Regions from separate parts of the Homo sapiens genome. Here regions 1, 2, 3, 4 and 5 are each linked to region 6. A link is a contact called in ENCODE Hi-C or POLR2A ChIA-PET data. All regions are on one chromosome and are shown on one strand. The core of a region is the stretch at or near the end of the contact, and the rest is flanking DNA. Distances in the headings are between cores, read along the strand shown.

Evidence for each region. A loop is a pair of places that touch in the nucleus more often than their neighbours do. ChIA-PET counts read pairs that join two places held with the same protein, here RNA polymerase II (POLR2A). Pooled maps may share reads with other maps.
Region 1: a loop to region 6 is called in a map of CD8-positive, alpha-beta T cell, with 10 times the contacts of the local background. The contact joins the promoter of BCAS2 here to the promoter of LRIG2 in region 6. A Hi-C loop is called at or near these places in 4 of 168 maps with a recorded cell type or tissue (CD4-positive, alpha-beta memory T cell, CD8-positive, alpha-beta T cell and naive thymus-derived CD4-positive, alpha-beta T cell) and 10 of 50 pooled maps.
Region 2: a loop to region 6 is called in a map of gastrocnemius medialis, with 6 times the contacts of the local background. The contact joins the promoter of SIKE1 here to the promoter of LRIG2 in region 6. A Hi-C loop is called at or near these places in 2 of 168 maps with a recorded cell type or tissue (gastrocnemius medialis and naive thymus-derived CD4-positive, alpha-beta T cell) and 6 of 50 pooled maps.
Region 3: a map of CD4-positive, alpha-beta T cell shows a loop between it and region 6 (8-fold over the local background). The contact joins the enhancer-like site here to the promoter of LRIG2 in region 6. A Hi-C loop is called at or near these places in 2 of 168 maps with a recorded cell type or tissue (CD4-positive, alpha-beta T cell and naive thymus-derived CD4-positive, alpha-beta T cell) and 8 of 50 pooled maps. POLR2A ChIA-PET finds 5 or more read pairs at or near these places in 1 of 52 experiments (HEK293).
Region 4: a map of CD8-positive, alpha-beta T cell shows a loop between it and region 6 (17-fold over the local background). The contact joins the promoter of CSDE1 here to the promoter of LRIG2 in region 6. A Hi-C loop is called at or near these places in 1 of 168 maps with a recorded cell type or tissue (CD8-positive, alpha-beta T cell) and 12 of 50 pooled maps. POLR2A ChIA-PET finds 5 or more read pairs at or near these places in 1 of 52 experiments (T-cell).
Region 5: a map of CD4-positive, alpha-beta T cell shows a loop between it and region 6 (8-fold over the local background). The contact joins the promoter of TRIM33 here to the promoter of LRIG2 in region 6. A Hi-C loop is called at or near these places in 2 of 168 maps with a recorded cell type or tissue (CD4-positive, alpha-beta T cell and naive thymus-derived CD4-positive, alpha-beta T cell) and 11 of 50 pooled maps. POLR2A ChIA-PET finds 5 or more read pairs at or near these places in 2 of 52 experiments (activated B cell and activated naive CD4-positive, alpha-beta T cell).

What each region holds. Positions count from the first base shown.
Region 1 is chr1:114,579,428-114,584,274 of GRCh38, forward strand. It overlaps BCAS2 (BCAS2 pre-mRNA processing factor), which reads right to left and starts at 2,188. Exons shown (of 7, transcript NM_005872.3): 1 at 2,072-2,188; 2 at 1,872-1,964. The coding sequence starts at 2,164. DENND2C (DENN domain containing 2C) reads right to left here. Exons shown (of 21, transcript NM_001256404.2): 21 at 3,423-4,847. It overlaps LOC105378914 (a long non-coding RNA gene), which reads left to right and starts at 2,416. Exons shown (of 3, transcript XR_947719.4): 1 at 2,416-2,972; 2 at 3,098-3,211.
Region 2 is chr1:114,779,312-114,784,207 of GRCh38, forward strand. SIKE1 (suppressor of IKBKE 1) reads right to left here and starts at 1,374. Exons shown (of 5, transcript NM_025073.3): 1 at 1,138-1,374; 2 at 799-904. The coding sequence starts at 1,296. RefSeq lists enhancers at 560-1,126, 1,127-1,692, 1,157-1,396, 1,637-1,756.
Region 3 is chr1:114,343,520-114,348,666 of GRCh38, forward strand. No RefSeq gene overlaps it. Among named protein-coding and RNA genes, the nearest start is that of TRIM33, 170 kb to the right of the region's middle. RefSeq lists an enhancer at 2,127-2,627. Within about 2 kb of position 2,737, at least 21 of the 41 ENCODE cell types and tissues checked have a DNase peak (open chromatin) inside an H3K27ac peak, as active enhancers do.
Region 4 is chr1:114,755,565-114,760,473 of GRCh38, forward strand. CSDE1 (cold shock domain containing E1) reads right to left here and starts at 2,420. Exons shown (of 20, transcript NM_001007553.3): 1 at 2,361-2,420. RefSeq lists enhancers at 1,817-2,136, 1,972-2,965, 2,337-2,626.
Region 5 is chr1:114,508,274-114,512,894 of GRCh38, forward strand. TRIM33 (tripartite motif containing 33) reads right to left here and starts at 2,930. Exons shown (of 20, transcript NM_015906.4): 1 at 2,278-2,930. The coding sequence starts at 2,803. It overlaps LOC124904348 (a long non-coding RNA gene), which reads left to right and starts at 3,065. Exons shown (of 2, transcript XR_007066452.1): 1 at 3,065-3,652. RefSeq lists silencers at 2,467-2,766, 2,797-2,906 and enhancers at 3,097-3,266, 4,127-4,621.
Region 6 is chr1:113,070,440-113,074,831 of GRCh38, forward strand. It overlaps LRIG2 (leucine rich repeats and immunoglobulin like domains 2), which reads left to right and starts at 2,759. Exons shown (of 18, transcript NM_014813.3): 1 at 2,759-3,206. The coding sequence starts at 2,968. LRIG2-DT (LRIG2 divergent transcript) reads right to left here and starts at 2,663. Exons shown (of 3, transcript NR_103777.1): 1 at 2,500-2,663. RefSeq lists enhancers at 2,230-2,479, 2,538-3,071, 2,730-3,039, 3,072-3,603, 3,220-3,279 and 1 more.

The DNA.
Region 1 (4,847 bases), core at 938-3,437, 1.5 Mb after region 6:
CAGTTATCTGAAACCTTCAGAAATCAGTCCAATAAGGAAGCATTACTGTACTTAGTTCTTAATGTGGTTAACATCTACACCTAGGTACAAATATTTAGAAAAAGCATAGGAAAACACGTTCATAGGAACATACGTCTTCTACTTAAAACTCAGCCAAGGCTGGGCATGGTGGCTTACACCTGTATCCCAACACTTTGGGAGGCTGAGGTGGGTGGATCACTTGAGGCCAGGAGTTCAAGACCAGCCTGGCCAACATGGTAAAATCCCGTCTCTACTGAAAATACAAAAATTACCCAGGCATGGTGGCAGGCACCTGCAATCCCAGCTACTCGGGAGGCTGAGGCAGGAGAATCACTTGAGCCCGGAAGGTGGAGGTTGCAGTGAGCAGAGATGGCACCACTGCACTCCAGCCTGGGTGACGTAATGAGACTCCGTCTCAAACAAAAACAACAACAAACTTAACTAACAATTTTTTCATGTTACTTTAATGTAAATAATATCTTTTTTTTTTTTTTTCCCTTTGAGACAGGGTCTCACTCTATTGCCAGGCTGGAGTGCAATGGCATTATCATGGCTCACTGTAGCAGTCTTGAACTCCCAGGCTCAAGTGATCCTCCCACCTTGGCCTCCTGAGTAGCTGGGGCTACAGGTGCATGCCATCATGCCTGGCTAACTTTTTAATTTTTCTTTTGTAGAGAAAGGGTCTCACTATGTTGCCCAGGCTGGTCTCAAGTGATCCTCACACCTCAGCCTCCTAAAGTGCTGGGATTACAGGTGTGAGCCACCACACCCAGCTAAATACTGCCTTTTAATAATACAATCCTTTCATAAATAAACGATTAGGTATAATGGGAAAAAATCCTCCAAGCTGTACATACTGAAATACTTGAATCCAATAATTTAGAAATGATATCTTACATTTCATTTAGCTAACTAGACCCTAACTAGAATCCTGGGTGTACTTCAAGGTTATACATTTAAAATAGTATCATACTCAATGTGTGGAGTAGAACAGCATCTGACTCCTTAGGCAATCATGGACACTCCCTTCTCTAATCCTCTTGTCCTTATACATACCCTCCGCTATAGGTCCTTTACATATTATTACACATTTATACATACTATTGTAAACTTTTTGTTTTATATATCTAGCTCCTCACTGTATTGTATTTTTCTGTATTCAGAAACCCTATCTTTTTTGGAGAGGATGTTTGTCTTAAATAAAGAAAAGAAAAATTAAAAGAAAACAAAATATATTAAAAAAGAAACCCCATATATCTCTATGATCTCAGAATCTAGAATGGCACCTAGCACTTGTAAAGTATTCATATCAGTGAAAATTATTGCCTACATTAATCAGAAATGTGTTAATAAAAACATCGGATAGATTACAGAAAAAAGGAGAAGGCTGAGAAAAAAGTAGTATACACTTGGATATGGTTTGTCCTTTCAGTCGTATCACATACATTTGGTAAATAACTAGACTTTAATATGCCACTCTCCAGTGGTTCTAAAGAGCTTAGGTAATTAGGCTTATACATATTAAAAAACCCTAGATCACTTGCTGTAGAGTGAATCTTGGCAGGAGAGGGTCCCTTTGAGAATTTACGCATGGATCCTATCTCAAAGAATGGTAGCCACAAATTTTTGCATTAAGTGAGTTGTGGAGCCCCAGAAAGTCTTCCTATGGATCTTAGAATAAGAACCTCGGAGAAGACTTATCTATCTAGTTGTTTTCAATAGACTGACACCTATACAGTAGGTAAGTAGTAGCTATGCAGGCAATGGTTAAAACTGGAATTTAAAGCTCTCAATCCAAAATAAAGGTTCACAGGAATTCTCGTTCACACCTAGGCTCAAGACATACTTACTTCAAAGGCAGAATAATCCGGGGCTGTCAGGTAGCTCAGGTAGTTCTTAGTAGGTCGGTATCTGCGAGTTTCCTCCTCCACCAGCGCTGCAGCCTAAGAAAGAGAATAGGGACCAGGGTAGAAGTGGCAAATTGTAACATGTTTCTTTCAGTACCGAGCCAGCTAGCAGTGAGTCAGCTACAAAGACACCCCGCACTCACCGCTTCCCGCACACCAGGGGCTTCATAACCTTGATCAAAATACGGCAGCGCATCCACCACAACCTCTCCAGCCACCAAACCTGTGCCCGCCATTCTGAGGACCTCAGGTTTGCCTGCGTTTTCTGCGTCTGCGTAAACTCAGTTATATTTAATTACGCCGGCGCCTGACACTGATGTAATCACGTTCCCTCCGTATTGACGTTAGTGCATGCTCAGTTGCTAATTTTGAAGGCGGGTCCGCCCGGTATCTAGAAATTGCCGGGCTGGTTTGTTTTGGGCGGACGTGACGTAACGTCTTGGCTTGTCTGCGTCAGCGAAAGGCCTCAATTTCCTGTCCTCTGCTTACTGCCCCTTTTTTTGCCTGCGAATGGCGGCGATTTGAAGTTGGGGCTTTTCGTTTCCTCCAAAACATTGATATCTGGAAAGGGAGCCCCTTAACACTTTTGGAGGGAACTGGCTGCAGCATTTGGCGGGGAGAGATAAACTGGTTTCCCACCTCTGCTTACTCCCACCTTCTCCCCTTAATCTTCTCTTCCTCTGTGCGAGACTTTTTTCCTTTTTTATTGTAGACACAGGGTCTTTGTTCTGCTGCCCAGGTTGGAGTGCAGTGGCGTGATCATAGCTCACTGCAGCCTCAACCCCCCGGGCCCAAGCGATCCTTCCACCTCAGCCTCCCGAGTAGCTGGGCCTAGAGGTGCACACCACCATGCCTGGCTAATTTTTAATTTTTTTTGTAGAGATGGAGCCTTTCTATGTTGCCAAGCCTAGCCTCGAACTCCTGGCCTCCCAAAATGTGGGGAATACAGGCGTGAGCCACTGCACCCCGGGTCATTCCTCTTTTACTTCCTTGCTGTACCCCAACTATCCTTCCCCCTCGGTGCCCTTAAAACCTTTGCATTGGGTAAGTACATTTTTTAAAGAGACTCTAGAATTGGGCGCCAGTCTCCAATTAAAATTGTGAAGCTTTATGGTCTGCGTATCAAAAGGAACCTCAGTTCCTTAAAAATCCTGTCATTTTGCCTTTAGGACTTAACGGTAATAGAATGGCATTCCTCACTGCCTCCGAACCACTCAAGCTGCTGCCCATGCACTCTCTTCTGCATGGCTCCTGGACTAAGCAGCCTCCCTTTGATTAAGCAGGTAAAAACCAAATAAAGTTGTCAGACTATATGCCCTGCCCAGTGTGCAGTCTAGACCCAGCCTTTGTCTGCCAAGAGCCTGGAAATGTTGACCTCCGTTATTAAGCCTGGTCAGTCTAAGACTAATTCTTATTACCGAAGTACCATTAGGTAAATGTGCTAGCTATAGATTTAAGTGACATAAAAGATCTTAAAGAATTCTCCAAGGGATCTGTGGGGGGTTTATGTATTTATTCATTAAAAGATCTGTAAACAACATTTTATACAAATCTTGATTCTTTTACAAAAATATCCAGAATTCCTAACACTTTACAGAAAACACAACAGACCTAAGGAAATGAAGCAGCTTCAGGCTGCGAGGATGAAGACACCATTGCTGAAGCAAAGGTCTCCTCCTAGAGGGATAGCCAGGATCCATCACAGTAAACCCTTTTACCCCCATTTTATAAACATCCAATTATTAACTGTTCCTGCTGGGTTGGAGTGTAAGAAGAGACCAAATGGAGAGATGTCTAGTAGAAGCCCCACTGGGGGTAACCTGCTTAACATTAAAAAAAAGACAGGCTCAGTTCTATTCCCTGGACCCACATCTGTAGGAATTATATTATACAGCACCAGTCTTAAATGGTGTTCTGCTTCAGATTCATGCATACCTGAATGGGTTGTAATGACAATACTGTACAAGTCAATAAACTGTATCACAATACAACTTACACAGTTTTGTAAGGTTGAATAAATACTTTCTGTGCCAGTTAAAACCATCAGCAGAAACTGAAGAAAACAAACTGACATTTGCTATAACATTAATCAATGAAAAGTGCACCATCTGAACTTGAATTTGCCCATGAGTTTGAAAACACACACACACACACACACACACACACACAGGCCGGGTGCAGTGACTCATGCCTGTAATCCCAGCACTTTGGGAGGCCAAGGTGGGTGGATCACCTGAGGTCAGGAGTTCGAGACCAGCCTGGCCAACATGGTGAAACCCCCGTCTCCACTAAAAGTACAAAATTAGCCAGGTGTGGTGGCGGGTGCCTATAATTCCAGCTACTCAGGAGGCTGAGGCAGGAGAATTGCTTGAAGCCGGGAGGCGGAGGTTGCAGTGAGCCGAGATCACACCATTGCACTCCAGCCTGGGCAAAAAGAGCGAAACTCCATCTCAAAAAAAAAAAAAAAAAACCGAAACAAAACACACACACACACACATACACACACAAAAAAAACACTGCACCATCACTGAAAACTTTCTCTTTCCAATCACTACTACTACTACTTTAGATATTAAAGGTCTGGATGACTAAGTGGTATATGTTCAAGGAATGTTCATATTTTGAGTCTAATTTAATTAGAGCAAAAATTTCAACATTTCTAGGGGAATAAAAAGAGTCTCATCTAGGCACCTATAAAGTTCCTTATCCTCAGAGCTGAAAAGTGGCTCTGGTACACTTAATAGAAAATTTTTATTAATAAAAGAAATAGCTATATAATCCTACTGAGATGAAATTTCCATCTGTAGGACTAACCAACTTTTTCTGTGTCCATAAAAGTCTTGGCTTCAGTTCTGTGTTGTACAACTTTGGGCAACGTATTTAACTTCTTTGAATTTGTTTTTTTCTTTTTTCTTTTCC
Region 2 (4,896 bases), core at 124-2,623, 1.7 Mb after region 6:
TGATGTCTGAGAGACAGTTCCCAAATCCAAAGTCTTAACAGTTGGAATTTTGTAACACTATATAGATAATATGAATCTAAAGTTGTAAATCAATGTTTAAGTCCGCAAAACTGAACAGTTAAAGTCTATGTGAAAGGTAACTTTCTAGGCAGAGAAGCAAAGTCTTGCAGAAACAACAATGGATGTATCATCAGAAGACATGTGTTTGAGTTCAGTTCTGTAACTTGCTTGGTTAATACTCATAAGTAAATCATTTAGCTTCTTCTGAGCCTATTTCTTAACTGCATTGTGGTAGATAAAAATGAAGATATGAGAATACAGTAGAATGATATATGTGAAACCCCTCTGGTAAACAACTATTAATACCACAATCATTAATAATGTACTAATCAAGCCTAAGAATATATACCCTTAGAATAAAATTCTGCTGCTTCACCTTGCACAAACAAGAACATAAACAAAACCTTAAATCTTACCTTCAGTGTTTATATTAATACTTAAACATTAAATTTTAAGTCCATGAGGCTATGAACTCTTTTGTTACACATCTGAGGATGCTTAAAAATAAACCATGCAATAATACCAACTCTACACAGCACCTCTTTGGTAAGCTGCTGCAATATTAGTCAGATGACCTTGAAAAGGGTAATCTAACAAACTTTATTGTTACTGGGCCAGATCAGGAGGACTCTCCTACTAAAAGTACTGACCTGGAAATATATGTACACTTTTGTAAATGTTTAGGGCAATTTTGCAATAACTTTAAACTATTACCAGATATGAAAAGGCCTGACTAACCTCTGTTTTCCTGTTGCAAGTCTCTAATCTGTGTGTTCTCTTGGGACAGCAGAATGTGAGGTTTGTATTTGGACATGTCCTTCATATCGGATGCATCCTCTTGATACTGGACAAATAGAGACAGACTAAGCATGCCTTAAAGAGAACAGCGGCAGATGCAACTGAAGAGGCAGAAGTTAGGGCTCCAGGGCAGGATTCTCAGCCCCGACCCAGGAAAATGGTCTCACCGCCGCCCTCTGAGACCGGGAATAAATTCCAGGCCGAGTTCCCACTTTACCTCGCTCTCCACCCTTCAGTGCCCAGAATCCGAGAGCACTGGACTCCTACCCTCTGCCTGACCTGGTCCGGAAGCGCTGTCCCCGCCTCCCGCATAGCTGCTACCCGCCGGTGCAGCGCCGCCGACTGATCCACCAGCGACTCGGCGGCCGCATCGTGCTCCCGTAGCCTCTCCAGCAGCGTCTTGGCGTCTGTCAGGATCTTCTCGATGGTGCAGCTCATAGCAGCAGCACCACCCCAGCCCCTGCCGGGCTCAGCTACGCGACTCGCTCAGATCTTCTGGGAGTCTGTCTCAGCATTACAGGCGTCATTTCCGGGCACGTTTACAAGGTGTCTTGGTAGGCGCAATGGGCGCCTGCGCAGTGGCAGCCTATTTTGCGGGTTGACCCGCTTTAACCTGCGGCTTCCTTGCAGTCCTTCCTTGCGCGGAGCCCCAGACCTACACTTGCCACGCCGTTGGTTTCCAGTTACCACAGCCTGGTGGTCAGGCTATGATTAGCTGGGCAGTGGGAAGGTCTCCTTTCCCTACTGGTTTTCATTGATGTGGGTTGTTCTTCAGTCACAGTTAGTTTCTTTTTATTTTCATTATTTTTTTCTTTTTTGAGACGGAATCTTGCTCTTGTCCAGGCTGGAGTGCAGTGGCGCGATCTTGGCTCATTGCAACCTCTGCCTCCAGGGTTCAAGCGATTCTCCTGCCTCAGCCTCTCGAGTAGCTGGGATTACAGGCATGCGCCACCACGCCGGCTGATTTTTCTATTTTTAGTAGAAACGGGGTTTCACATGTTGGCCAGGCCGGTTTCGAACTCCTGACCTCAAGTGATCCGCCCGCCTCGGCCTCCCAAAGTGCTGGGATTACAGGTGTGAGCCCCCGCGCCTGGCCTACTTTCATTTAATTTTTTTTAAATTGTGGCAAAATACACATAAAATTTAATATCTCAGCCATTTATAAGTGTACAGTTCAGTTGTACATTCATATTGTTATACAGCCACCATCAGCATCCATCTCTAGAACTCTTTCATCTTGCAGTACTGAAGTTCTGTACTCATTAAACAATAATTCCTCATTCTTCCTTATCCCCAGCTCCTGGCAGCCACCATTCTACTTTGTGTCTCTACAAATCTGACTATTCTGGGTACCTGACATGAGTGAAATCATACAGCATTTGTATTTATATAACTGCCTTATTTCACTTAGTGTAATGTCCACGAGTTTCATCCATATAGTAGCATATGTTAGAATTTCCTTCCTTTTTAAGGCTGAATAATATATATATACCACGTTTTGTTTATCCATTCATCCGTGGATGGACAGTTGGGTTGCTTCCACCTTTTGCTATTGTCAATAATGCTGCTATTGCAACTGGCTCACGTCTGGCTGCTTGCTGCCTAGAGGCCAAAAACATGAGAAGTGACCTGTGGTGAAAGCTTTACTAATCAAATGCTCGCAGATGGGGAATGGCTAGGCTCATGCCTTCAAAACAGCATTCCACTTTTTTTTTTTTTTTGGTCAAGGTATCCCAGAGACAGTATCAGTGTCCAAACTTTAATTTTGTCCCATATCAATGCCAGGGTGGTGTGCTACCTGCCCTGAGTCCATCATGTCCCTCCTGCGGCCAACTGACTTAGAGTCAAAAGAGTTACAGCCAATTAAACGTTCTAGGTCAGATGGGAAGGAGGTGGGCAGGCACTCATTAACCTTAAAACCCCTCTTAAGCAATGTTAAGAGGCAAAAACCAAAAGGCAAGGGTTACAAAATTGACTTATCTATAAATTCTATGCATTGAGCTGCTGTAATCTTGGCTTGTTGCAATTAGCTATACAAAATGCAAGCATTTTGTTTAGCTGTTTTGGCATCTGTGTCATCCTTGATTTGTAGGGTCTGAACTAATTTTAGCTCTCAATACTGGCCCTTACAACATTACGTTATAGTCTCTAGGCATGGCGGGATTGAAGAGTTTCAACTTTTGTAGGTAAAACAAAACAGAAAGAATTAACAACATTTCAAACACAAAGGTCATAAACCCTGCCTAGTTTTGAGAATAACAGGAAAAGAAGTTCATAGGTAGCTAAACACTTAAATTATTTAGTATCAAGGCACAGAATAAATTATATTAATTCAGATAGAGGCAGAATTGTTAAATGAATCTTAATATTTTTGAACACAAGACTGTCCCTGTGTCTCATGAAAGCAGTTTACTTTGTCGCCTTTGCCTGAGTCTAACGATGAGGCTTTGGTTAATTGCAGTTTAGTGTCAGATACTGGCAGGAGTTGATGCCTTCTTTGGATGAGATATGTGTAAGTCCCTATAACTTAAAAGCACAAGGATTAGTTAATATCACCTGATAAGGACCTTTTCAAGGAGCTGGAGGTGTGATACCGGAGTCTATGACCTGACTGGAAGCTGTAAAAATATTTTACAACCTTGCAGTGATTAATTTTTATAGCTTCGATAAACCCCAGCAATAAGTCAGAGACTTAATTTACGATTTTGATTTTGAGGACATTGGTCAAAGATTTTAAAAGCCTCAAAACATTTGATCAAAACAAGATAATATTCATTGTAAAAATAATAGTTACTCATTTAACCAAACTGATAATTAAAGACTTTAAAGGCAATTGAGAAGGTTACCAGGACATAAAAACCTGAACCCTTTTAAATCTCAGTTTTTCTAGGCAATTAAAAACCCATTAAAGAGAGCATGGGAATTATTTGATAAAACATTAAAATCTTGTTTCTTAAGCAAGTTACTACACAGGCAAAAAACCCCTTCTGCTGTGTGACTGCTTCTCCTTATGGGAAGACCATGTAGGTAACCTGAAAGTCATACTTGAAAAAAGTGCTTGAATTTAATCAGACACAAGAAGAGTGTATTCATGCTTATGAGTATAGCAAGGGAATACATCTCTCTGAGCAATTGCGTGAGAAGTTTCCTGATTACAACGAAAATCACATATCAAGAAAAGCCGGGAGTACAGAATCAAGTTATATTGGAGGAAAACACTGCTTTTATAGACTTCTAAGATAAAACATTTCAGCATCAGGCCCCAACAGTTAGAATCAGAGGAAAAAGAATTAGAGGAGCTGATGGAAAAAGTTGAAGGAGAGTGTCCTTTTCAAAGGGAGGAAAAAACTGAAAACAGCCAGACACAACAAAAGCTGAACTTCTGAGATATGAATCTGAGAAGTTTTAAAAAAAAATAGGTGATAGAATTAAAAAGCAAAATTTCCTTTAATTTCATTAAGAGTAAACCAACACCTTAGGAAAACCTTATTTAAACCTAGGGAATCATTCATTATTTTTATTTTTATTTTACTTTAAGTTCTGGGATACATGTGCAGAACATGTAGGTTTGTTACATAGGTATACATGTGCCATGGTGGTTTGCTGTACCTATCAACCCATCATCTAGGTTTTAAGCCCCACATGCATTAGGTATTTGTCCTAATGCTCTCCCTCCCCCTGCCCCCCACCCCCCAACAGGCCCGGGTGTGAGATGTTCCCCTCCCTTTGTCCATGCGTTCTTATCGTTCAACTCCCACTTATGAGTGAGAACATTTGGTGTTTGGTTTTCTGTTCCTGTGTTAGTTTGCTGAGGGTGATGGTTTCCAGGTTCATCCATGTCCCTGCAAAGGACATGAACTCATTCTTTTTTTTTTTTTTTTCTTTTTGAGACAGAGTTTCACTCTTGTTGTCCAGGCTGGAGTGCAATGGTGCGATCTCGGCACACTGCAACCACTGTCTCCTAGGTTCAAGCGATTCTCCTGCCTCAGCCTCCCAAGTATTTGGGATTACAGGCATGTGCCACCAAGCCTGGCTAAT
Region 3 (5,147 bases), core at 1,487-3,986, 1.3 Mb after region 6:
CGGGTTTTTGCCATGTTGCCCAGGCTAGTCTCAAACTCCTGGCCTCAAGTGATTCCTCCACCTTGGCTTCCCAAAGTACTGGGATTACAGGCATGAGCCACTGCTCCTGAGCCTATTTATATGTTATTTTTTTAGAGACAGGGTCTCACTCTTCACTCAGGCTGGTGTGCAGTGGCACAATCATGGCTCACTGCAGCCTCCAACTCCCGGGCTCAAGGGATCCTCCAGCCTCAGCTCCCAAAGTGCTGGGATTATAGGCATAAGCCACTGTGCCTGGCCCAATTTCATTACTTTATTTTTAAAAAATTTTTACTTATTTTTATTTTTTAAAAATTTTATTTATCTTATTTATTTATTTATTATTTTTTATTTTTTTTGAGACGGAGTCTTACTCTGTCACCCAGGCTGGAGTGCAATGGCATGATCTCGGCTCACTGCAACCTCCGTCCCCTGGATTCAAGCAATTCTCCTGCCTCAGCCTCCCTAGTAGCTGGGATTACAGGCGTGTGCTACCACATCTGGCTAATTTTTGTATTTTTAGTAGAGACGGGATTTCACCATGTTGGCCAGGCAGGTCTCGAACTCCTGACCTCAAGTGATCTGCCTGCCTGGGCCTCCCAAAGTGCTGGGATTATAGGCATGAGCCACCACACCTGGCCCCAATTTAATTTCTTAATCCATTTTCCATTCTGTGCAGTTAAACAGTTTCCAATTTTCTCCATTTTTTCATTTTCACATTATTGAAATTATTCTCATTGGCAATAATTTTTTTCATTTAAATTCTAAGATGCTTCATCATCAGCTTTTGGCCCATGGATTCTACCAGTTACAGCATCTGCAACTGGGAATTTTCGTAACCATTTTTTCTCCAATCAAATTTTGTAAATTTGGTCAAGTAGATTTATTCTGTTTTACTCAGTGACAAATTTTATCCAGTGTAGTTTCCATCACTGACAGTTTCATTTAGTGATATTTAGAATGAATTGAATACACCCTGAGAACTTGCATCTATTTGTATTTCTCATGGGTTAACCCATGAGAAAACTGTGAATGGTTTTATGATATAGAGAGAAGCAGAGATGGGAGAGACATGGGCGGGAAGGGGAAGGGAGGAAAGGAGAAGGGAGGGGAAGTCGAGTGAGACCCAGAGGTAGGGAGGGGAAGCCACCCTCTGTCCCGTCTTTAATCACCAAGGATTTAACCACCAGCATCAGGGGGTCTCTGCTTGGACACTTAGTAGAGTTGCATCTCTGGGTTCCCATGAGGCTGAAAGGGTAGAGAATCTTGTTCAGGCAGGGAGTTGTGAGCCAAGCCCACCTGCCCCTTGGGCCAGAGCCTGCAGTTGCTGATGGGACCCGCCAGAGCTCTCTGGTCTCTGACCCAGCACCCAGCAATGTCCCACAACTGGCGGCCCCATTAGTCTGGGCCTCCAAGCAAGCACAGCACAGAGCAGAGTGAGGCACATGGAATGTTTATAGGAAATAAACCACGACTGGTTTAACATGAGCCACTGGAATATGGGGGCTATTTATTAAGGCAGCATAACCTACCTATTTCAACTGACATCGAGAGCTGTGTAGTTTTGCACAAGTCTTTAACCTCTCTGATTACCAGTTTTCTCATGTAGAAAACAGAGAAAACAGTACTTAACTTGCTTGTTGTGAGAATTTATTAAATTTAGGCTGGGCGTGGTGGCTCACACCGTAATCCCAGCACTTTGGGAGGCCAAGGGGGGTGGATCACTTGAGGTCAGGAGTTAGAGACCAGCCTGGGCAACATGGCGAAACCCCATCTCTACAAAAAATACAAAAAAAAAAAAAATAGCCATGGGGCATGGGGGCACGTGCTTATAATCTCAGTTACTCAGGAGGCTGAGGCAAGAAAATCGCTTGAACCCAGGAGGTGGAGGCTGAGTGAGCCGAGATCGCGCCACTGCACTCCAGCCTGGGCAACAGAGTGAGACTCCGACTCAAAAACAAAAACAAAAACAAAAACAAAAAAGAGAGAGAGATAATTTATTGAATTTAAAGTGCCCAGTGTCTAGTAGACCGTAAATAAGAGCTTTTTAAATTAATAGTACAGCTTAGTATGAATTTTAATCCGGCTTAATTCAGAAATCAGCTGTCTTGTTTTCTTTTCTTTAATGTCTTAGGATTCCGCCTACTCTAAGGCAGGAAGGCACACGTGTATGCCCCTCACCTCCAGGGTGTTTAAAGACCCAGCTCTCCCCTGCCTGTAGTAATGGGGAACACATTTTTGGATGCCATAGAGTTGCGCTCGGGTTTTCTGGGCCATCAAGACCTATTGTGAAAGCAATAGGAGACCAGCGTTCTTGGTGGGAGGTTCTGGGGAAAGGACAGGGAGAGGGAATGGAGACAGATGTTGAGCTACTGGATGAGGCCTGTACAGGATGAGCCTGGGCCTCAGAGCAAGCACAACACAAAGCAGAGTGATGGACTGAGACGCTTGTGGGGAGTAAACCAGGGCTGGCGTACTGTGATTCTGACCCCTGGAAAGTTGCCTGCGAAGGGCACCGCATTGCCAGAAGAGCCAAGTGAGCCGATCAAGGGAAAGGCCTCTGCCAGGAGCCTTCCCCCGAGAGACCGCTTTTCCTCCCACCGCAGGGTCGGCTTGCATGACAGGCCTGCGCTCCGCTGGCTCCAGCGCCTCCGAAGTCACCTGCCCTGCAGTGGGGGCGCGCACCCAGACCCTCCCCTGGGATCCCATCCTCCCCTCCATCCCCCTTCCCTCCTGGCCCAGGGCCCCCGGGAGTGACGGCGAGAGGGGGAAAAGCTCTGGGAAAGGAGGGCCGGGCCAGCCCAGGGGAACACAGGGCCGTCTTCACCCTCCACGCCCTTCCTTCCTTCTCCACCTCCTTCTTCCAGATTCCTCTCCAGGCACTGATAGAATAGACCGAAAGAACGACGGGTTTGACTTGTTTAGCAAATGCTTTTGATACCCCTGAAACACAGAGAAACGTGTGCCTTGGCAGTAAGGGATTATTGCACGTTTTAACTTAGCAGGACTGAATCAGGCAGAAAGAAACCTAATCACCGGTCTCCAAAATCGGCCCAAACCTCTGGCGGCCGCGTCACTCGGCTCCACCAGTCTGTGCCGCCTGCAAGCGCCCCTAGCGGCCTCGCAGCCATCGCGCCTCAGCAGCGCCGTGGCGTCCTGTTCGGCAGTGTCCATTAGAGGGCGCCAGCGCGCCTCAGAAGAGGGACCGTGACGCTAGCCCTCGCGGGTGCAGCCCGGAATTGCAAGAAGGCTGCGGAAGGCTGTGCCAGCAACTTGCACGACAGCACCTTGCTTCTAGAGCATGAGTTTACCTGAACATGCAGCTCAGGGATTGTTTTCAGATTGAAACCATCGCACATTCCCTGTGGCAGGCAGCCCCTCTCCGAGGATAACAATCATGACGGTAATCATGGTCATGATCGTCTTTGCAATGGCCCCTTGCCCTGAGGGTCTTCTGGCCCAGGACCCTCCGGTCCTGGCTGCTCAGGACAGGTGATTACCTTTTGAGGGCCTGAGCTAGTATTCTCCCTCAGGTATTTGCAAAACTTTAATTCCAGTGTCTTGTAATTGTCTAGCTTTTGAAGATTCTCAGAACCATCTCATTAAGATCTCACAGAAATTGAGCTCTCCAACTCCAATCCCACAGCTTTTTGCCTCCCGAAATTTGCTGTGTGTGTGTGTGTGTGTGTGTGTGTGTGTGTGTGTGTGTCAGAGAGAGAGAGAGCACGCACCTCCCAAGTTCTTTGCTTACTGGCTCGCTGATACCTCGCAGACCAATATTCACACTGCCTTTCTTTGACACTTTCCTTACTAAACTGTACCAGCCACACAACATTTACACGCGGATGGGTATGGACAGCACCAGATCTCTTCCGGACAGCACCAGATCCCTTCCCCACAGCACCAGATCCCTTCCCCACAGCACCAGATCCCTTCCCCACAGCACTGGGGTCCCAGCAGATGTAGGACTAGGCTTGATGGCAAGCACTTCAGACCAGCGTCTGGAGATGTATGTTCTGGGCCTGGGCCTGCCACCACCTATGAAACCCTAGGCAGGGCACTAGCCCTGGGTGCCTCCCCTGAGGAGGCGACTGACCATATCTCTGAGGTTTCGTGAAGCTCTAATGCTTCTGGACTGTGATTGTACAGAAAGCAGAAGGGCCATTGCCAAGAAGAAGGCATCATGTGCTGTGTTGGGTGTGAGCATTGCCGTGGACGGGCAACCCCTGGGCACTGAGCTTCCACCCAAACCAGCCCTGAGCTCCATCCCACTCCTCTCCCCATCATGACCTGCAGACCCCATCTCAGGAGCTGCATTCTCCAAGCCCCAAACTGAGAGGTGTGGTCTGATGATTTCTTAAGGGAATGTCATCTTTGAATGACCTGCCTTAGGAACCCCAAAGCAGCGTCTGCAGGCAGCCACTCAGCCTCAGGCCCTGAATACGTTCCCGATTCTGCCCTGCTCTGCCAGTTCTATTAATATTACATTAGCCTCCTCTCTCCACAGGGCCTCATACCGTGGGGGAGCTCCCAGCTTCCTTTGTTTGACTTCTCCCCAGATGCCACACCTGATGACTTGGAAATATAATAAATGAATCCATTGTAATTATCAAATAATTACAAAATGGTGTTTTTACTAAAGAACTAGAGAAGACCCTATGGAATTTCTGGGAAGCTCTACCTAATAATAGACTCCCCACTAAAGGAAAGAGTACGTATTTCAAGATCCAATATTATTTGTATTTTACTGGTATATGTGGTGTGGTTCAAAGACTTTAGTCAGTTGGCTTTCAAATTTGCTCATTTATTATTTTTTTCTGACAACCATAACCACTCTAATGTGTTGCATTCACATAACATCTTTCATCTGCCATCTCAAATGTTTTTCCTCTCAGCTTCCTGAGTGCTCTTTGTCAAAACTGCTTTGGTTCTCTTTGTCCTTCAGGGATGGTTCCCCTGTGCCTACACCTGAGACGTGTCTCTCCTGAAAACTCAGGATGAAGGCGGACTTGAAGGAGGAGGCTCAGAGCCTGAAGGGCTGGGGGCTGGGCAGAGGCAGACACATGGCAAGGTGGGAGGATGGGTTGAGCAGACACGAGGCCTGTTGGCCAGTCTTCAGCAGGCTCCCA
Region 4 (4,909 bases), core at 1,170-3,669, 1.7 Mb after region 6:
TAATATCAAAACAAAGGACTTTTTAAAATCCTGACTGGGCAGAAGGGATTTAACAGCAAGTCACTCTCACCATAGTAGTTTCACCACTTACAACAGTCTAGCTATTAAAGCTTACAAAATAGATCTCAAAGTGCTTCCTCTTCTGTTTTCTGCAAGGACAAAGCTAAGAAGAAGGCACATCAATTCTTTGTGTTTACTTAACAAGATCAAGATTTTTATCTCATTTTGCAATACAGTCCTGAAATTCAACTCCTCAAAAATCTGTCCAAAAGAACATCGTTCCAAAATTTCCATGTTTTAACTACCTTGTCGAAAGTATGGCTCTCACAACAGTTTCAATAGACTTAGTGCCACTGAACTGTACAATGAAAAACACTGGAACACTAAATTTCATGTTATGAATGCTCCAGCATAATTTGATATTTTAGCATTTTGTTTGTTTAAAACAAAAATCGATGGCCCTACACGATGTGTCTTCAGGTGGGGAGAAGGGAAAATAAGGGTAGAGGGTAAAGCCAGACTGCACGTCAGCTTTCACGCTTTCAATTTTGATTTGCTAGGACTTTACCAGATTTTCACCCACACTCGCTAAAGGTCACACTTAAGTCAGTACTTACAAAAAAAGAAAACCTATCTTCTGTGCCTCAAATACTTTAGTTTTCAACTCAGCTGCTATAAATAATCATCTCGATGGTAAACATCCAGAACAGCTGCAAAACCAAACTATTACCTTCTCTTTTATTTTAGTCCCAGGGCTAAAACGAAACAAAAAGAAGGCCAAATATTTATCTAAGTTTTATGACTCAGGTATATCCCTACTGAAGTATATAAAGCCCCTCCTTACCCACACCAAGGATATCCATTATTGGTTAGTACCAAAAGAAAACCAAGGTATGTATTATAGTGCTCCTCAATGCAATATCAAGAATGTTTGCCTTTAGTTACTCAAAATGAAAATTACTCAGCATTTTAGTATAGAGTAGCTTATATCTGTGGGCTATAATTTGAAACCTACATTCTAAAAAAGTAGGTTAGTAGCAGTGGCTGAGAACTGCCAGTTCATACCAGCCTGATGAAAATTTAAGCCTCTCAAAAAGATTTAACTACCACAGTGCCTTTGAGCATTCTCCCTCTCCGCCCTGTCTCCCAACTGTTTAAAGAGCGCCATATTCTTTTACTCATTTAAGGTGCAAAACACGAAAATTAACTTGCCCAACAACGTTCAGATATTCTTTGCAGATTCAAGCCTGTTTCAGGGAGCGTTCTCTGCTTCACCTGTGAGTTAAGCAAGACGGCCGCCATCTGGGTGTTTCTAAGGGAAAACCTTAAAGCAAAAGAACCTTGGCACTAAGATTTCGTATTGATAAAATAGCATGGCAAAAATTTGAAGCTGTCTCCGACGGGGGAACTCTAAAACATTCTACATAGAATGACGAAGCCAGGCCGTTCATTGCACAATGTGGGTGGGCCAGGCGCTGGCACCATGAGAACTACAGGAGGTGGAAGGGAGGACACTACTGAGCTTTCAGGGCGCACGCCCATTCCCCAAGATAGAGGGGTGGGAGCCACGTGCCTAAAAGATTAGGGACTGGTTCCCTTTCTCAAGACGCCGAAGGGGAGACAATGAGGGGAAGGTTGGGTGCTGAGACCCTGCTCTAGGTGACTGGAGTAACGATGTCAATTCCGCCACACTACTGTGCCAGATGTGGCTGGGGAAAGGTGTCTTTAAACACTTCCCCTAAGATATCTAGATGGAGCAGGGTCTCAGTCTATACACAAAGAAGGCGCCACTGCCGCACTGCGCTCTGGTACTGGTAGTCAGATTCCCAAGCAGGTAACGGCCAGGAAACTACAGGGTCCAGAGTCAAAGTAGGCCCCTCTTCTCGGTCTCAGGCTCTTCCAACCTCACACAAAGGACCGCGCCACCACCCCCTCGCCCCGCCCGCCGGGACATGTAGTTCCCGTTTCCCCAGACAAGCCGCAGATGGGGAAGCAGCCAGACTACAGATCCCAGCAGCCTCCGCGCCCGAGCCCCGCACCCTCTGCCTCCATCTTGGCTGCTGTCGGAGCCTCCATTTTCGCTCCCTCCCCCCACTTTAGTCACCACCACCACTACCACCACGCGCAGCCGGCTGGCCTCAACTCCTCGTTTCAGCTCTGCGACCTGACATGAGGCCCAGGCAGTTGAACGGGAGACGTATGAAAAAGCCCAGGGCAGGGAATCGGGGTGCATTCTTCCCCACCTAGAGCTCTACGAGTGCCCACCTTGACTCAGAAGGCTTCTCGTTAGCCTTGGTCTTATTCTCAGCCCTTCCCCTGGGTTTCTGCTACCCCCAGTTGGACCCTGAGGTCGTACTCACCCCAACAGCTCAGCGCCCCCTCTCCAGCGCCGCCATAAGCAGCACGGCCCGGTACGTAGGAATAAATCTCGCTTCTCTCGCGAGAGTTGCGGGCTCCGGGCGCGTGCACGAGAAGGGGCGGAGTGAAGCGTACTCTCAACACGCTTGCGCAGCAGGGCTAAGTGACGCCAAGCAGTTTGCTGCACTTAACCACAACCAACATGGTGGCTGCATTACATTACATTCCTTCTTGGGTGTGCTGCGGGAAGCAATCTCGGTGTTTACTGACTCCTCCTGGACACTAGGGGTGGCGGGTGGCTTTAGGCGTCTCTAGTCTTCGAGCGTTTGAATACGTTTTAGCCCACAATAATGGGGTAAACCTTGAAGGCCAACAATTCTGATGGCATATTCAGGAGTCATAAAAAATGATTTATCTTTTCCCAGCAAAAATCCGGAAGGACCTCACACTCGTTTCTTCTTATAGTGCAAGCATTCTTTCTTACGTCTACTGTTTTAGAGGAATTTCATTAGTATAGAGTCAGCTTTGTAGCAAGGTAATTTAGAAATCTAAATGAGACCTTTGTTTTCCACGAAAAACATTGCAACAGATGCACAAGAGTGAGCAAGGCTGCATAATCACTAAACAAAATGAAACAAATTCAGTCAACTGACCTTTCAAGTTACGAAAGATATTCCTGTTGTGTCAGGTAATCAAAGAGGGTGGATCAGTAATTAAAAGGTTGAAATAAGAGCAAAGAGATGATTCATCCAATGGGGGAAGAAGGAAGGAGAAAAATGGGTAATTATGACCACAGGAAGTTCAATGGATTATCCCCTGCCAGACAGTAGAGCATGCTCCTCTGGTGAGAGGAATGCTTTTCCCAGATTCAATGCTTCTGTTTTCACAGATTCACTGGCTCTCTCACTTGACAGTATTGGATAAATAATGAGCAGCCAGTCTTCTGAGAACTCTCCTACCCACTTTTTGCTTACAACACATTTATTTGACATGTTGTATGTGTAACCACTGGGAAGTATACAGTTGTAAAGAAAATCGGATATAGACTTGTCCTCAAGGAACTTTTAGTCTAGCATCATTGATGATCACAAAAACAAATCTAAACATACACATTGGAATAAGTGCAATGAAGGAAAGACAACCTTCAATTCAACCTCTTGAATTCTAAGAGGAGGCCGTGTCCCATTTCTGTTCAAAAATTTCCTCACCACCTTTGTTGCTGGTGTCCAGTCCCATGTATAACACCTCAAAACTGCCTTTTTGCTCTCTTTGATGCCTTCCCACGCTTTCCTAAGCACAAATATTTGCTTCATTTTCAATGCTTTCATAGCTCACTCTATTGTAATTATTAGTTTTTACTAGGTAGTAATACTCTAGCACAGAGCTTATGAAATTCATCTTTGCATCCCTGGTTGTTGACAGTGCCCGCTCTCAACAACTCTCAAAAGCTTGTTGAATAAATAGCACTGGACAACAGTATGATAAGTTGTTAGAAATTGGAATATATTTCTGGGAAACTACAGAATGTAAATTTTTTTTTTTTTCAGATGGAGTTCACTCGTGTTGCCTAGGCTGGAGTGCAATGGCATGATCTCAGCTCACTGCAACCTCCGCCTCCCGGGTTCAAGCAATTCTCCTGCCTCAGCCTCCTGAGTAGGTGGGATTACAGGCGTGCACCACCACACCCGGCTAATTTTTGTATTTTTGGTAGAGACAGGGTTTCACCATGTTGGCCAGGCTGGTCTCGAACTCCAGATGTCGTGATCCACCCGCCTCAGCCTCCCAAAGTGCTGGGATTACAGGCATGAGCCACCGCACCCGACCTAATTTTGTATTTTTAGTAGAGACAGAGTTTCTCCATGTTGGTCAGGCTGGTCTCCAACTCCTTACCTCAGGTGATCCGCCCACCTCGGCCTACCAAAGTGCTGGGATTGCAGGCATGAGCCACCACGCCTGGCCCAGAATGTAAATATTTCAAACCAGCTGTTTTGTTTAATTCACCCAGTTCTTAAATCGAGATCTCCCCTTCCTGCAATACAGCTGGTCTGTGTATTCTAATCTAATGTTATAGAGAAACTGTACCAGGCTCTTGCGCTAGATATGAGGTCATGTGAAACTAATTAGGTAATTAGGTAATTCTACTTTTAGTATACATTCTCAAATATCACAGCAATAGGAAATGTAAAAAAAAAAAAGTCTTACTAAATTATATCAATACAATTACTATTAATAAGGAAGGATAAAGCCTTGATTTCTACCATTACACATAGCTTCTGAAAACCTTCTTTAATTATATAATCATTTCATCATCATCATTCTGAATATATCCCAATTGTCTTTAAATTCCTTTAAATTCCTCCTTGTTCCAAAATTAATATCAATTTACATTTAACACAAAATGCAGTCTGTATAAACCGAGAAATATACATTTTAGCTTCTAATGCATTAAAGAAAGTAACAGGTGGAACAATTTGATATAAATCACAAGTTAAAATGATTTACTGTTTCTACAAGTAAAACCCACAAACAGAAGTAGGTTTCATTATTAGAT
Region 5 (4,621 bases), core at 1,680-4,179, 1.4 Mb after region 6:
GGATTTACATATTATTCTCTCTCCTTCATAAATTTCAGAGAGCCAATTTCATAACCTCAGTCCCTCAGCCACATCAGTCAAACACAATCTGTATTTCTGGGTTCCCTCTAAATCTCTTACCTAACCCAGGTTCCCACAAGAACACTGAATCCTATGTGTCTTACTATGGTCATGGGTGCACAGACCACCAGCAGTTATTCTCTGAACACCTACTAACAATTAGTAGCTTCTCCAACAACCAAAGCCTTACTCTTAACATTCTTACCTACATGTACCAATAATGCTAGAAACCCAAAACATCCCAATCTGAAAACATTTTATCCTCCCTACACCCCAGCCCTCACCCTCACCCCAGCCCTGCTTCAGTGTCTGAATATGTATTAATAGCATTGCCATCCACCAAACAAAAAATGTGGAATTCTACGTTTGTCTCCCTCACACCAATCTCAATACACTCCCCCCATCCCTCCATTCCCATAGCCACTATTAGTTACTACTATTAATATACTAGCTACCATTTCATTAGTAACTACCACGTACTAATCACTTTACACATTTTATCTTACTTCATTCTCTCAATAACCCTATGAGGTTATATACTTTTTTCCCATTTCACAAATGAGAAAACTGAAGCTAAGAAAAGGTCATCTGCCCAAGTCGTAAGTAGGAGATGGCAAAGTAGATTTCCAAACCCTACCGTTCCCCCAAACCAAAATGCTTCATTCTGTAATACCTGATATATCATTCCTTTACTACCCATTCCAAATGTTGATTTCTTTCCTAGATAACCGCCAGGATTCTCCTAACTGGTCTCCTTGTCTCCAGCCTTGCCTTCCCTCATCCCTCAAGTGCCCTAAGTGATCTTTCTGGATCAGAAATCTGATCCTTTTATCCTCTTGATATGAAAGCCCTCCAGGAACATCCTTCAGTCCACAATGTCGAGGATACACTCTACAGGATGAATTCCAAGCCCTTTAGTGCAGCTCCACAATCGCTTACCTACAGTCCCGAAATTCAAAAGCTTTGAAATTTTAATTTTTTTCATTGGTTTGCAACAGAACCCACTGTGAATGCTGGGAGGTTATTTATCGTCTATCCCATTAGCGTGACATTCACGTGTTTCAATGTAGAAACATTAACGTGTTTGATAGAGTTAACTCAGACCCTGATAAAAGTCTCACATAACAGACCTTGCCAGAAAAAAGAAAAATCCCAAAATATTCTGAAGTCCTTACACCTGGATCCCAAGAGTTTAAGAGACTGTGAAACCTTTATCTTTTCAGCCCATCAATCCAATCTAATTTCCACCAATCACCCTACACAGTCTTTAGTTCCAGGGATGTAGAAGGGTGTCCTGTGCCCTGAATACCCTCCAACCCAGTGAGGTACTCATTCTTCAAGAAACCTGTTCATGGATTTCCTTTCCTGTGAAATTTCCCTGACCTTTCCTCTATTGTGCCACAACCATTGTACTGAGGACTCACCTCCACTGCTGCAAGTTATATGTTTCTCCTGTTAGACTGTGAATGAAGTCTTCATTGAGTACTTTATTCAATCCTAGCACAGTGCCCCAACACTAGGGGCTCATTAACGGCCAATTAGCTAAAACAAATTCATGCCCAGCTTTCCCTAACTCTCAATTTCCTTCAAAGTTCATTTCTCCTTCATCCCCAAACCTTAGGATTTTCCCTAACCATGCAGTCCACTTTCCGAGTTTCTCTTTCCCCATGTCATCTTACAATTTTCTTCCAGGCGCCTTCTCTGGACCCCTTGCTCTCCAACATATTCTCTCCACCTCCATTTAATCCATAGTCCTCCTCTCTCCTATCTGTGAACACGCCAAGTCCCCTCCCTCCAAAGCAATCCATCTTCACTGCCCTTACCTCTTACCTACTCCCTCAACACCTCGCTGGCCCGGGCCCTTTCAGCCAAAACGCTTCCTCACAACGTGTTTCCCAAATCCCCCTTCTCTCACTGTACGGGTCTGCCAGCTCCAGAACCAGCGCTCGGCCGGGTTCCGCACATCACAAACCCTCCCTCGGAGCCAGTGTCCCCTCCCCCAGCCTCTCGCAGCCGGCACCCCTCCCTTCATGCTCCCCTTATCTCTTGCGGTCCAGCTTCTCTGGAAAGTGTCCCAGGGGCGAGTCTTTCACCTTAGAGACCCCTCGGGATGGCGCCCGTCCGAGCAGCCCCAGGCCCCAGCACCTCCGTCCCCAGCTCCTCTAGGGTTGCGCAAATCCCTTGCGGCCCAGATGCCAGGCAGGGCCTCCGGCTCACCTTGCTGGATGTCGCCGTTGCTGCCCCCCGGGATGGGCACGCTGAGCTGGCGCTCCGGCTCGGGCAGGCAGCGCAGGCAGAAGGAGTGAAGACAGGGCAGCAGCTTGGGCTCCGCCTCACGCCGGCTCTGCAAGCTCTGCTGACACACGGCGCAGGTGTCCAGGAGCGAGGCTGGCGGTCCAGGAGGCGGCCCTGCCGAGGGACCCGGAGCGGGAGCCGAGGCTGGAGCTGGAGCCGGCGTCGATACTGCGCCCCCGGCAACTCCAGTGCCCACTGAGGCCGCAGGAGATGAAGCAGCCTGGGCCGAGCCCGAGGAGGCCGCGGCCACCCCCCCGTCGTCGGGCCCGGCCGCGCCGCCCTCAGCGCCGGCCCTGCCGCCTTCCTCCTCCTCCTCCTCCACCAGCACCGCGGTGAGAGGCGGCTCCGCCTCCTGCGCGGCGGGCCCGGCGGCCCCGGCAGTTACCGGCGCGCTGCCGCTGCCCCCGCCGCCGCTCTCAGCCTCGCCGCCGCCTTTGTTTTCCGCCATGTTTTCCTCTTTGAACCCGCCGGACCGCCCCGCGCCGCCCGCCGCCCGCGTCGCCGCCGCCGCCGCCCCCAGCCCCAGCCGCAGCCGCAGCAAGAGCGGCAGCCGAGAGCTAGCGAGAGAGCGAACCAACGAGAGCGCGCGCGCACGCGGCGCCCCCGCCCTCGCGTCGCGCGTTTGAAGGAGGGCGGTTGCGGCACGCGCACGTACGCACGGACGTCCTCCCGAGGGAGGCGGGAACTCGGTTCGCGGGCGCGGAGCGGTCCCGGACCCTCGAAGCCAGTTCCTTGCGTCAGTGCCGCGGCTCTTTAACCCGAAGGGAGATTTTTTTTTTAAAGCCAGAGGCCGTTGACGCTGGGTAGCCTTTGGCTGGGGTTGGTTATGAACTCCGACACAGCGGTGGTGCATACGGAAGGGTGGTAGCCGGGACGGTTCCGGTCCCTGCGAGCGTGTCCCGGGCGTCTCCGCGGAAGTTTCACCTGCCGCGCCGCTCGATCGCCGGGACCTCCTGGGTCTCTGCTGTGCGTAGACCAGCCGCGTTCCTTTGGGTGGCCGTGGAGCACTAAAGCGGGGCTTATTGTTTGTTTGGTTTTGGTTTTTTTTTTTGTTTTTTTTTTGCTTTTTGTTTTTGAACTGAGGATCTATCAGAAATAGGCTGAAAAGACCGAGTGAGGAAGAAACTCTTTAACAGCTATTTTTGGCATCTTAAGGTGATTCTCAGGAGTTGCTACGTATCAGAATCAACGGAGGAGTTTTTCAAAGCAGAGATGCCAGGGCCAGTCCCCAGACCTGAATCAGGAAGTGAGGGAGAGAGCCGACGGAGGGGGAAAAGTCCCTTCAGCTGATTCTTATGTATGTCAGTTTGGAGAGCCACGGATATAACCAATACTGCGTCCTTCTGAGGTCCCACTTTAAGTGTCCTGGGTTGAGCTGGGTGACAAATGCCCTTACAACAATGGTAGTAGAAGCTTTCAGGCCAAGCGCAGTGGCTCACGCCTGTAATCCCAGCACTTTGGGAGGCCGAGGCGGGCAGATCACTTGAGGTCAGGTCAGGAGTTCGTGGGCAGCCTGGCCAATATGGTGAAACCCCGTCTCTACTAAAAATATAAAAATTAGCCGGGTGTAATGGCGTGCGCCTGTAATCCGAGCTACTCAGGAGGCTGAGGCAGGAGAATGGCTTGAACCCGGCAGGAGGCGGAGGCTGCAGTGAGCCGAGATAGCGCCACTACACTCCAGCCTGGGCGACAGAGCGAAACTCCGTCTCAAAAAAAAAAGAAAAGCTTTCAGAAAGTTGCCTTTTTATTTGAAAAAAAAAAAAAGGTATTTGGAGGATTTTATGTAGTGCAACAACTGTTTTAGTGTTAAGATCATGAAATGCTTTGGTCTCCTGTTAGTGTTCCCAAGAAAGGTGCTGTAAGTCCTTAAACCACGTGAAAACTTTTTTTTTTTTTGAGACCTCCTCGTTCTGTCGCCCTGGCTGGAGTGCAGTGGCGTCATCACATTTCATTGCAGCCTCGACTTCCCAGGCTCAAGCCGTGCTCCTCGCAATTACCTGGGACCGTAGATGCACGCCACCATGACTTAGCTGATCTTTTTTTTCCCTTTGCCTCGAAGAGGCTGGGGTCTCACCATGTTGCCCAGGCTGAAACTCCTGGGCCCGAGCGATTGGCCCGCCTCAGCCGCTGGAAATGCTAGCATTACAGGCATGAGCCACTGCGCCCAGCCTCCTGAAAACTTTTTAAAATTTATTCAAAAATGTTTCCTGACCTCTTTATTGTCATAGTGTTTTAGAGATACACTGGGATTACAAAACAGAGGAGC
Region 6 (4,392 bases), core at 1,509-4,008:
CCCGTCCGGGAGGGAGGTTGGGGGGTCAGCCCCCCGCCCGGCCAGCCGCCCCGTCCGGGAGGGAGGTGGGGGGGGTCAGCCCCCCTGCCCGGCCAGCCGCCCCGTCCGGGAGGTGAGGGGCGCCTCTGCCCGGCCGCCCCTACTGGGAAGTGAGGAGCCCCTCTGCCCGGCCACCACCCCGTCTGGGAGGTGTGCCCAACAGCTCATTGAGAACGGGCCAGGATGACAATGGCGGCTTTGTGGAATAGAAAGGCGGGAAAGGTGGGGAAAAGATTGAGAAATCGGATGGTTGCCGTGTCTGTGTAGAAAGAAGTAGACATGGGAGACTTTTCATTTTGTTCTGCACTAAGAAAAATTCCTCTGCCTTGGGATCCTGTTGATCTGTGACCTTACCCCCAACCCTGTGCTCTCTGAAACATGTGCTGTGTCCACTCAGGGTTAAATGGATTAAGGGCGGTGCAAGATGTGCTTTGTTAAACAGATGCTTGAAGGCAGCATGCTCGTTAAGAGTCATCACCACTCCCTAATCTCAAGTACCCAGGGACACAAACACTGCGGAAGGCCGCAGGGTCCTCTGCCTAGGAAAACCAGAGACCTTTGTTCACTTGTTTATCTGCTGACCTTCCCTCCACTATTGTCCCATGACCCTGCCAAATCCCCCTCTGTGAGAAACACCCAAGAATTATCAATAAAAAAATAAATTAAAAAAAAAAAAAAAAAACACATATTTGCGGCTGGGTGTGGTGGCTCATGCTTGAAATCCCAGCACTCTGGGAGGCCGAGGCGGGCGGATCACCTAAGGTTGGGAGTTCGAGACCAGCCTGACCAACATGGAGAAACCCCATCTCTACTAAAACTACAAAATTAGCTGGGCGTGGTGGCGCATGACTGTAATCCCAGCTACTCAGGAGGCTGAGGCAGGAGAATCGCTTGAATCCAGGAGGCGGAGGTTGCGGTGAGCCGAGATTGTGCCATTGCACTCCAGCCTGGGCAACAATAATGAAATTTTGTCTCAAAAAAAAAACAAAAAAAACAAAAAAAACAAAAAAAACGTGTATTTGTGGCCAGTCACAGTGGCTCATGCCTGTAATCCCAGCACTTTGAGAGCCCGAGGTGGGTGGATCACCTGAGGTCAGGAGTTCGAGACCAGCCTGGCCAAAAAGGCAAAACCCCGTCTCTACTAAAAATACAAAAATTAGCCGGGCATGGTGGTGCACACCTGTAGTCCCAGCTACTAGGCAGGCTGAGGCAGGAGAATCGCTTGAATACGGCAGGCAGAGATTGCAGTGAGCCACTTACTGCGGAGGATACAGGTTAGAGAGCATTAATTTCTAATGGCCCCATTTGGTATAGTTTCATAGGAAAGCTCTGAAACTATAATGTAGAAAGGAACTAAACTGCCTCCTTTTTTTTTTTGTAAGGTTCCTGCCTATGCCGGATTTCTTACCAGAGTTTGTTAAGTCTGCTCAACAGCTAAGGGAAGAAGGCTAAGAGTAAGTTTCATTCCGCTGTCTTGGCTTTAAAAGTTTGGTTTGGACTGTAGCATTGGATATGGCCTTGTTTCCAATATATACTTCAATATTAAAAAAAAAAAACAGAAAAAGGTTTTTAAAAACATAATTATGACTCCATAATCTGCCATGGGAAAGATTGCTTTCAGTTACTTTCTATGAGAACCCTAACCTAGGCATTATCATTCTTTTTAACCTGCTCAGATTTTCAATTTATGTCAGAAAACCCATGTTAATGTCGAACCTGCCCCTGCCTCAAGAGTAACTTGGTTTAACCTCTTGGGGCTTGTTGCATCATCAGCAATAATTGTCTTGCCAATGTCACAGTCACTGAAGGAGCAAACAAGATAACAGATGCAAACGCCCTTTGAAAAGTTCACTACGTATAAGTGAACCATCACTATTATTCTCAAAGTCTTATTTACAACCTTGGATGGCTGAATGAGCATAAGATGGCCAGACTTCACTGTTCCTAGTAAGTTTTCCATAGCCTCTGCTTTAGGAGAAATAAATTTCCTCACATCCAGTCTTTGCTTTGTTGACTGCTCAACACCCTCTTGTCTCGCTTGCTTTTCTGAGAGTGACCTTGACAGCATCCCTCCAAAGAGAAGGGTATTTCCTTTATATAGACATGCAGGTGCAGTCCCACCAAAATTTATTGAACTCCAAGCTAGAACAAAAGGTGGAGGTGCACCGATGAAGAAACAGGGCCTCTGCCTTCAGGAGCTTACAAGGCCATTAACAGAGAGTGATATTGATCTTATGCAAATGGCAGTTGCCGCCTACTTGCAGAAGAGCAGGGGCTACAGCCAAGCAGCAGGGGGCAGAAGAGGCTCGAGCTCGGCTCTGGAGGCCGATCTGGCCAAAGCCAGGATAGAAGCTCCCGTGACCCATTCGTGTGTGCGACTTGGAAGGCAGCCCTTCTGCCACTCCCCTTTCTTAAAGCCCAGAGCAAATAAAAGATCCTTTTCTACTACAGTAGATATACCTGTAGTCAGGACTTTGAACTCACAGCTATTCGCCGCACCATTCCCTCTTAAGGAACTACTGCGCCCTCCAGCGGAAGAACAGCGGCGGAACTCCACAGCGGCAGCTAAAATCCCTGAACGCTTTAAAGTCCTTCTCCTCAAGATACTCGGCTGCGTCTGGCCCCGCCCCTCACTGAGTTCCGCCCCGGGCGCAACCTCATCTTATGGCACCGATTGGCTGGCCCCTGTGCGTGAGGACGTTGCGCCGTGGGGAGGGGCGGACGAGAGGTGTCCGTCAGGCCGTGTGTCCCAGGCCGTCGACCCCGCTGTCGCGCTGCGTCTGCTCCTTGCATGCCTTTAGATGGTACAGCCTTCAGCCGGGGCTTCGGGAGACAGTGCAGCCACCGAGCATCTCTGCTGAGCTTCTCCGCCGATCCTCCTTTTCTAGCAGGCAGCTCTTCTAGGCCACGTCCAGGTCGAGGGGGAAAATGGCGCCGGCGCCCCTAGGCGTCCCGGAGGAGCAGTTGCTGGGGTGTCGATCTAGAGTGCTTTCTCGGTTACTCTTCATTGCCCAGACCGCTCTCCTCCTGTTGCCCGCCGCCGGAGCAGGTCTCTGCCCCGCGCCCTGCTCCTGCCGCATTCCTCTCCTGGACTGCAGTCGCAGGAAATTGCCCGCACCGAGCTGGAGGGCGCTGTCGGGCTTGCTGCCCCCCGACACCGCTATCCTGTGAGTAGAGCGGCCAGGCAGAGTGACCAAAAGGAGGGGGAGCCTTCCCTCTACAGGGGGCAGGCAGGAGGGAGACAGGCCTGGTCGGAGGGTGTGGTCGAGAGCCTAAGCTCTGAAGGAAACTGCCGTCAGGATTTTATGAACTTTGTTTTAGGTGGTGGGAGCCTAAAAAAGCCGGTGTTAAGGTTTCTGGAGAATTGTATGAAGACGAGGGTTAAGATTCTTGGGGCCAAGGAGTCTGTGATTTCCTCAACTGGGGAGGAAATGGGGCGGGCATATTTAATGGTAAGGACTCACGGGTCCTGGGCACCAGCATTGACTTTGGATGGTTGGTGGGGCGGGGGGTGGGTTGAGCACGGAACAGTGCTTTCTGCTTATCTTGAGCTGCATGATTTGGTGTGTACCTCAGACTTAGTGGTCCTCAGGCACGTGATTTTATAATCACAATCGCCAAAGACCTATGAACTGTCTTTAGTCCTTAGTTCGCATGTTGGCTGATTTTGTGCTGCAGTTTTGATACTTAACAGGGTTGAAAAGTTCATTATGATGAATCAGGAGATCCTGTAATTCAGAATATCTTTGTAAGTAGCATTCTTGATCTAATTTAAACTTCACTGTAAAGAGGAGGAGTATTTTTTGCAGAACCATTTGATGCTTTGTTTTCAGCGCATCTTCTTGTGGCAAAGAACCCAAAAATCAGTTCTGCTTATTTATGTAGGTAAAGCAGGTACAACGGTTGAATGAATTCTGGAGTTTCCACTGTTGAGTTTTCACTTTGACAGGTCTTTATTAGACAGTGGAACTTGGAGGGCTCCTTAGTCTGAGTCAGCCTGGTGGTATTAGGAACAACAGCAGGTATTAAATGCTGCAATTATGGGGCTTCTTAACCACTAACATACAGTTATTTCTCGTCACTAACTGAGCAGCACGTTTATTAACTGACAGATTTCTGATGGAGTCGTTAAGAAAGAGTCATCAATGGGCCAGGCGCGGTGGCTCACGCCTGTAATCCCAGCACTTTGGGAGGCCGAGGCGGGCCGATCACGAGGTCAAGAGATCGAGACCATCCTGGCCAACATGGTGAAACCCCGTCTCTACTAAAAATACAAAAAAATTAGCTGGGTGTGGTGGTGTGCGCCTGTAGTCCCAGCTACTCGGGAGGCTGAGGCAGGAGAATCGCTTGAAC